Linked DNA regions of Homo sapiens: region 2 is linked to region 1. A link is an interaction called in ENCODE POLR2A ChIA-PET data of the cell type or tissue named here. Cell type or tissue: OCI-LY7. All regions are shown on one strand. Links, peaks and the distances in the headings refer to the core of each region. The heading gives the core; the rest is flanking DNA.

The links. Peaks named below come from ENCODE experiments on the same cell type or tissue, not always from the same donor. Only the 100,000 strongest peaks of a DNase experiment are listed, where the experiment ranks them.
Region 2: POLR2A ChIA-PET joins it to region 1 with 6 read pairs; 4 of 35 experiments call an interaction of 5 or more read pairs at or near these places.

Annotation. Positions count from the first base shown.
Region 1 is chr1:161,180,799-161,185,188 of GRCh38, forward strand. It overlaps ADAMTS4 (ADAM metallopeptidase with thrombospondin type 1 motif 4), which reads right to left. Exons shown (of 9, transcript NM_005099.6): 9 at 3,504-4,390. Among named protein-coding and RNA genes, the nearest start is that of B4GALT3, 5.5 kb to the left of the region's middle. RefSeq lists enhancers at 1,567-1,626, 3,951-4,150. In OCI-LY7, for the core only: no CTCF peak of the experiment used is centred there; no DNase peak of the experiment used is centred there; H3K4me3 peaks cover 582 bases; H3K27ac peaks cover 1,236 bases.
Region 2 is chr1:161,266,800-161,271,189 of GRCh38, forward strand. All of the region lies in intron 1 of PCP4L1 (Purkinje cell protein 4 like 1), which reads left to right. Among named protein-coding and RNA genes, the nearest start is that of PCP4L1, 10 kb to the left of the region's middle. In OCI-LY7, for the core only: no CTCF peak of the experiment used is centred there; no DNase peak of the experiment used is centred there.

The sequences.
Region 1 (4,390 bases), core at 256-4,255:
CTCCAAGAGGACACCCAGATTTCTAATTTGGACCACTGGGTGGTGCCATTTAATGAGAAACAAAACTTAGGAAGAAGCACATTTTGGGGAAGGGGTAGAGATGACAAACTTTAGACATAATGAGTTTGAGGTGCCTGTGAAGGCTCAAAATGAGATAATGCTGGGTTTAAATACAATACCAACTTTGAAACCCATTGGCTGTGTACTGAGCAATACACTCTGGATTTCATCTGTAAAATGAACTCTAGCCTTAAGGGGTTTTGTGATCATTAGAACTATGGAAAACTTTTGAGCACAAATAGAAGCCAAGACAAAGCCTTGATTTTTTTTATTATAATTTTTTTTTTTTGAAGAGACAGTCTCACTATGTTGCCCAGGCTGGTCTCAAACTCCTGGGTTGAAGTGATCCTCCCGCTATGGCCTCCCAAACTTGATTTTTTGTTTGTTTTACTTTTATTATTTTTTATTATTATTTTTAGCTTCTGATATAGTATAACTCAAAAAGCCTTGATTTTTTAAGAATATCACTGTGTAGTGGAAAAGACAGACTTAAACAGATCATTGAAATGTGGTTCTTGGCCTGGCATCATGGCTCACGCCTGTAATCCCAACACTTTGGGAGGCCCAGTTAGGTGGATCAGTTGAGTTCAGGAGTTTAAGATCAGCCTGGGCAATATGGCAAAATTCCCTTCCAAGAAAAATACAAAAATTAGCTGGGCATGGTGGCTCACAGCTGTAGTTCCAGCTACTCACAGGGCTGAGGTGGGAGGATCACTTGAACCCAGGAGTTCAAGGCTGCAGTGAGCTGATTGCACCACTGCACTACTCCAGCCTGAGTGATAGAGCCAGATTCTGTCTCAAAGAAGAAAGAAAGAGAGAAAGAGAGAAAATGTGGTTCTCCCAGAGGACCCTTCCTTTGAGCCTCTGTTCCTCCATCGCGTTCTGTCTTACAGGACTGACCCTCACTTTCTTTTTTTTTTTTGGGATGGAGTTTCTCTCTTGTTGCCCAGGCTGGAGTGCAACAGCATGATCTGCAGCTCACCGCAACCTCCGCCTCCTGGGTTCAAGTAACTCTCCTGCCTCAGCCTCCCAAGTAGCTGGGATTACAGGCATGTGCTACCACGCCCGGCTAATTTTGTATTTTTAGTAGAGACGGGGTTTCTCCATGTTGGTCAGGGTGGTCTCAAACTGCTAACCTCAGGTGATCTGCCCACCTCGGCCTCCCAAAGTGGTGGGATTACAGGCTTGAGCCACCGCGCCCAGCCTTCACTTTCTGTCTCCTTCTGTATCTAACCATCTTCTTTTTTAGAGTCAGAGACTCACTCTGTCACCCAGGCTGGAGTGCAATGGCATGATTATAGCCCACTGCAGCCTTGAACTCCTGGGTTAAGGTGATCCTCCTGCCTCAACCTCTCAAGTAGCTAGGACTACAGGTGTGTACCTAGCTAATTTAGTTTTTTGTGGAGACGGAGTCTCACTCTGTTGCCCAGGCTGGTCTTGAATTCCTGGCCTCAAGTGAGCCTCCTGTGAGCCACCACAAAGGCCTATCTACTATCTTCTGGCCATTCCTTTACATTAATTTGTAAGCTCCCTGTTTTCAAGAACCTTCCCTTCTGCTCTGTCTCACCCTGGCCACACCCTGGACTTAGTCATCACCTAGAACTGTTATGTTTCTGAAAACTTAAATTTTAACATGCTGGTTTCCACCACAACATCCTGTCTTTCAATATTCTGAATAAATCCTGGGGCCCACACTGGCCCAGTCATGGCACATAACACAATAGAAGAAACCCAGTTTAGTAATCAAAAACTAATTTAAATCTCTACTTAATTTCTCAAGGAAATATCAGAGACAGGGGAAAGGGGCAGTGGATTAGGAGCACATTTTAATGGACAGCCCAATGTCTTTAAAATCCTCTGTCTCGGCCGAGCGCAGAGACTCATGCCTGTAATCCCAGCGCTTTGGGAGGCCGAGGCAGGTGGATCACCTGAGGTCAGGAGTTCGAGACCAGCCTGACCAACATGGTGAAACCCTGTCTCTACTAAAAATACAAAAATTAGCCGGGTGTGGCAGCACACGCTTGTAATTCCAGCTACTCGGGAGGCTGAGACAAGAGAATTGCTTAAACCTGGGAGGTGGAGATGGCGCCACTGCACTCCAGCCTGGAAAACAGAGGGAGACTCTGTTGCAAAAAAAAAAAATATTCCTCTCCCTCTTCCATTCAACATTTTCTACTTGGATGTTATTTCTTCCCAAAACTATCCCTTCCAACTCCCCTCAGCCTACACTGTTGTTCCAGATCTCTCTCCCACTCAGCTCTTTCTCTTACCATATTATCCTCCAGTTTCTGGTTTTCTGGTCTGTTCTCTTTACCTCTTTACCTCACTTTGGTTTTGTATAACATAGAAGAACCTGAACCTGACCTAGCAAACAGAAATCATGCCCCCCTGACACCCTCCCACCATCCATGGGTTCCCTGCAGTCTTACAGCTTTCTTTTTTTTTTTTGGAAACAAGTTCTCATTCTGTCACCCAGGCTGGAGTGCAGTGGCACAATCACAGCTCACTGCAGCCTCCACCTCCTGAGTTTAAGTGATCCTCCCACCTCAGCCCCCACCCCATTCCCTGAGTAGCTAGGACTACAGGCGTGCACAAGCACACCTGGCTAATTTTTTTTTTTTTTTTTTTTTTTTTTTTTTTTTTGAGATGGAGTCTTGCTCTGATGCCCAGGCTAGAGTGCAGTGGCATGATCTTGGCTCACTGCCACCTTTGTCTCCCAGGTTCAAGCAATTCTTCTGCCTCAGCCTCCCAAGTAGCTGGGATTACAGGTGCCCACCACCGTGCTGGCTAAATTTTGTATTTTTAGTAGCTATGGGGTTTCATCTTCTATCTACTAGGCTGGTCTCGAACTCCTGGTCTGGTCTCGAACCAGAGACCAGATTCTCAAACCAGGCTGATCTTGAACTCTGACCTCATGATCCACCTGCCTTGGCCTCCCAAAGTGCTGGGATTACAGGCATGAGCCACTGCACCCTGCCTTTTTTTGTATTTTTTGTAGAGACCAGGTTTCATCATGTCCCCCAGGCTGGTCTTGAACTTCTGGCCTCAAGTGATCCTCCCACCTTGGCCTCCCAAAGTGCTGGGACTACAGGTATGGGTCACTGTGCCCAGCCTTACTGCTCACTTCTAGAAGGAGAGACAGGCACCTCCTCCAGAAACACTTCTGTGGCCTCATATTCTGTGCTAGGTGCCCCTCCTTGATCATGGCACCTATCACAGAAGTCTGAAATTTTTGTCCTACTTGACTGTCTCAGCCACCAGATTGTGAACTCTGAGGATTAGGACCATGTCTTTCCTTTTATCATCCCTTCAATGTAAGCCAGAACTTTTTGCACAAATTTACAAAATGGCCCTTAGATCTGACCTAGACAGTTCCTTGATATAACTGTTTTCTCACGTGAATGCAGGGGTTAGAAGTCAGGGAGCAGACAAAGGAAGAGATATAAGGAAAGGAGAACTGGCCTTTATTGACCACTTACTAAAAGCCAGACACAGTGCCAAACATTTACATCATCATATTCTTAAGTCTGGACCTCTCTATAAGGCAGGTAATAGTACAAACGTTTTGTAGGTAAGGAAACTGAGGTTTACAGAGATCAAGTAATTAAGGTTGCATCATTACAGGTAAGTAAGTAGCAAGGCTTAGATTCAATTTGACTCCAAAAATCCATGTCCTTTCCACATGCTGTGGAATGTTTACAATGTTTACAACCCATTGGCTTATTTATTGAACAAATAAATGGGATAAACAGTCAATTCTCAATGCACGATTAGGTCAATTAATATCTTTTACTCTTCAGATCCATTTTCAGGTGAAAATTCTTACATTTTCCGCTCCCTACTACTTATTTGCATCTATATTATCAACAGAATGTGTTGGCCAGGCACCCTGGCTCACACCTGTAATCCCAGCACTTTGGGAGGCCGAGGCAGGCAGATCACTTGAGCCCGGGAGTTCAAGACCAGCCTGGGCAACATGGAAAACCCCGTCTCTATACTAAAAATACAAAAAATTAGCTGGGCATGGTGGTGCATACCTGTAATCCCAGCTACTTGGCAGGCTGAGGCAGGAGAATCACTTGAACCTGGGAGGTGGAGGTTGCAGTGAGCCGAGATCACGCCATTGCACTCTAGCCTGGGTGACAGAATGAGAATCTGTCTTAAGAAAAAAAAGAAGAAAAAGAAAGGCAGGGGGGGAGGGGGGAGGGATAGCATTAGGAGATATACCTAATGCTAAATGATGAGTTAATGGGTGCAGCACACCAGCATGGCACATGTATACATATGTAACTAACCTGCACATTGTGCACATGTACCCTAAAACTTAAAG
Region 2 (4,390 bases), core at 193-4,192, 86 kb after region 1:
AGCTGTTTAAGGACTGCAGCTGGTTGCTGCACTGAAAGAATTGAAATGGTTCCAACGGTGCTCCAAAAACAGCAGTCTAGGGTCTTCCAGGGGCACTAGAGGATCCCAGAGGCCTCTATAAGGTTTTTTAGCAGTTACTTTCATTTAACATTGGAGGAGAATATGTCAGAAGGGATAAAAGGGTCCCAGGGTGGAGTGGGAGGGTGCAAAGCCTCTTTGTCGCCACTTGGAAGCAGATCCACTAACTCTCCTGTCCCCCTTCACTTCCTGCACCTCTAGAACAAGCAGGGAGCTTAGGAAGCCTAGGATTTATGTCAATACAAAGGCAAGGAAAGGGATTTTTAAAGGCTAGAATTTAGGATTTTTAGGATTCAGTCCCTTTTTAGGTTTCTCTGCCTTGGACTGTAGGACAGGATTCTGAGTTCCTGTGTGTATTCATCCAAACTAAGTATTCTGGCAGTAAGTACCAAAATGTGTTTATAATGTGTTTTTATTTACACAGCACCCAAGCTATGTCATGCAAATACAGGTATAGGTAGTCTAGGTATGATGAGGTGATCCTTGTTCCTGTCTGTTGCTGCTGTTGACAGCCTGTGATCTCTCTTTAAAGAGCCCAGTGGGCTGAGGAATATGGGGAAATCTGGATAGTTTATCTTTTCCAAGGTTCTAACTCACTGCTTGGAGCAGAAGGGGCAACACTATCTTCCCTTTTCTGGTGACAGTGGTTGCTGTGGCAACGCTATTAAAGATGAAAGCCACAAAGGAAGGAGGAAACACAGCCCAAGAAGGGAGCGGGGAAGATTGGGCCTAGAGTTATAGGGGATCTGTTCCCCAGTAGTGGCAGCAGGAAAACAGCACCAAAGTTGCTACCGTTTTGAATGTCTAGGTGCTTGCTACCACAATACTATGTTTTGTTTTTGTTTTTTTAGACAGAGTCTGGCTCTGTTGCCTAGGCTGGAGTGGAGTGCAGTGGTGCGATGTTGGCTCACCGTGACCTCTGCCTCCCAGGTTTAAGCAATTTTCCCACCTCAGCCTCCTGAGTAGCTGGGATTACAGGTGCCCACCACCATGCCCGGCTAATTTTTGTATTTTTAGTAGAGACAGGGTTTCACCATGTTGGCCAGGCTGGTCTCAAACTCCTGACCTCAGGTGATCCCCCTGCCTTGGCCTCCCAAATTGTTGGAATAACAGGCGTGAGCCACCGCACCTGGCCGACAATACTATCTGGTGAGGCAAGGAATAGACTTACACAATCATTTTCATGACACAAAAGTGGACGAAAGGACTCAATCAAGGAGTATAGTTTGTTGACTCCTGAGTACTAATCTCCTTTTCCCTGTGGTGTATAACTTAAAAAAAGAGATGTCTCAGGGTTCCCAGAGGTTTAGAGCCATTCTCAGCACTTTTGGGGACAGACATTGGGAAGACAGGGAGATTGTGATTTCTAGGGCTTGTTTAGAAGGGGAAAAAAAAAAGTATTTATGAAACTCCTACGGTAGCAGAATAAGCCTCCAGGGCCCTTCGAGCAATCCCAGGTATTCTCTTCCTCTTTCAGTTCCACTTAGAGAAAAACTACTCTGTGGCAACTCCACTCTCTGATTCTAGTATTTTAACCCTGCAATAAATACCTCAGCATCTTGACCTAAACCTATTCTTATATTCAACCCCAGGTTATATTACTTTGGAATAATAACTATTTATTGTAATATGTGCTATGTATTTTACATACATTTTTCTCTGGTTCCTTTTACCTTTTTTTTTTTTTTTTTTTGAGATGGAGTCTCGCTCTTGTTGCCCAGGAGTGCAATGGCACGATCTCAGCTCACTGCAACCTCTACCTCCCAGGTTCAAGTGATTCTCCTGCTTCAGCCTCCCAGATAGCTGGGATTACAGGCATGCACCACCATGCCTGGCTAATTTTGTATTTTTAGTAGAGGTGGGGTTTCACCATGTTGGTCAGGCTGGTCTCGAACTCCTAACCTCAAATGATCCACCCGCCTTGGGCTCCCAAAGCCCTGGGATTACAGGCGTGAGCCACCATGCCCTGCCTTTTTACCTTTCAAGATAGATATTATCTCTCTTCTGCAGATGAGCGATCTGAGCACAGCAAAGCTAAGTAATTTACCCAATGTCACACAGCTAGGAATGACAGAGCTGAGATTTGAACAGATAGTCAATGCAGATCCAGGGTATGAATCCAGATCTGTCTGACTAGTGTGCCACATTGCTGCTCCCAGGAATTTGAAGCCTAACAGAATTTTATTTTATTTTTTTTCTTTTATCCTCATCCTCTATGTAATGGTAAGGCCTAAGCAAATTTTAATTCACATAAATATCCATTAAGTACCTACTATTACAAGACATGGGTTGTAGTTATTGTAGCCTAGACATAAACAAATGGAAAACATGGACTGTGCTTCAAAGGAAATAAAATCTATCAGGGTGCTGAGGGTGGGGAAGGGGGGGTAAGACATTACCTGTACCTGTAGTACAGGTAATATGAAATATACTTCATGAGAAGGTCTTTCCTTCATTCTCAGCTCTTTTTCAGGCACATATGTTAAAGTGAAGGAAAGCAATGACTTGGCTTCTGAATCCCTTTTCCACAACCTCTGAACTGGCTACAGAATGGAGGCCTTCAACTTCTGAAAACAAATTTGATTTCAGAAGTTTAGATGAGGTTGCAAATAAAACAGAGAGCTCCCTTCATTTATTTAAAAAATTATTAGTGTAAATCATATGTAAAGGATCAAAAAGGATCAATAGGAATTAATGATACAAAAAGGAGGCAGGGATAAGAGAACCATATGCCAAGGTCCTGAGGTGGGAAGGAACATAGTATGTTCCAGAGATGAGGTTATTGAGGTAATCAGAGGCTGAACAATGTAGAGCCTTTTAGGCCGTATTAAGGATTTTGGGCTGAGTGTGGTAGCTCACACCTATAATCCCAGCACTTTGGGAGGCCGAGGCAGGAGTACTGCCTGAGTCCAGGAGTTTGAGACCAGCCTGGGCAACATGGCAAAAACCCATCTCTACAAAAAATACAAATATTAGCCGGGTGTAGTGGTGTGTGGCTGTGGTCCCAGCTACTCAGGAAGCTGAGGTGTGAGGATTGCTTGAGCCCAGGAGGCCAAGGCTGCAGTGAGCTGAGATTGTACCATTGCATTCCAGCCTGGGCAACAGAATAAGACCTTGTCTCAAAAAAAAAAAATAAGGACTGGGCGTGGTGGCTCACGCCTGTAATCCTAGCATTTTGGGAGGCTGAGGAAGCTGGATCACCTGAGGTCAGAAGTTCAAGACCAGCCTGGCCAACATGGTGAAACCCGGTCTCTACTAAAAATACAAAAATTAGCTGGGCATGGTGGTGCATGCCTGTAATCCCGGCTACTCGGGAGGCTGAGGCAGGAGAATTGCTTGAACTCAGGAGTCAGAGGCTGCAGTGAGCTGAGATCATGCCACTGTACTCCAGCCTGGGCAACGGAGAGAGACTCTGTCTCAAAAAATATATAATAATAAAATTAAAAAGAATTTCATCTTTTATCCTAAGAGCATCAGTAACCACTTGGGTTGTTACAATTGCTCATGTCAGAGCCAACTGTGTTAGGGTGTGCAATGGTCTGAATGTTTGTGTACCCCCAAAATCCATATATTGAAATCCTAACCCCCAAGATGATGATACTAGGAAGTGAGGGCTTTGGGAAGTGATTAGGTCATGAGGGCAGAGCCCTCATAAATGGGATTAGTACCCTTATAAAAGAGACCCCAGGCTCAAAAAAAAAAAGAGAGACCCCAGGCTAGGCGCAGTGGCTCATGCCTGTAATCCCAGTACTTTGGGAGGCTTAGGCGGGAGGATCACAAGGTCAAGAGATTGAGACCATCCTGGCCAACATGGTGAAACGCCATCTCTACTAAAAATACAAACAAAATTAGCTGGGCATGGTGGCATGTGCTTGTAGTCCCAGCTACTGGGGTAGCTGAGGCAGGAGAATTGCTTGAACCCAGGAGGTGGAGGTCGCAGTGAGCTGAAATCGTGCCACTGCACTCCAGCCTGGTGATTGATAGAGGGAGACTCCGTCTAAAAAAAAAAAAAAAGAGACCCCAAAGAGATCCCTCTCCCCTTCTACCATGTGAGGATATAGCAAAAAGATGGCCATCTACATATGGAAAGTGGGCCTCACCAGTCATTAATTCAGGTTGTTTCCAGTTTTTGGCAATTACAAGTAGAGCTGCTATAAATATTAATTTACAAATGTATGTGTGAATATAAGTTTTAATTTCTCTTGGATAAATAACTAGCAATAGGATTGCTGGTTGGTATGGTAAATGTATGCTTAAGAAATTGCCAAAGTAGCTATACCATCTTGCATTCCCACCAACAACGTATGAGAGT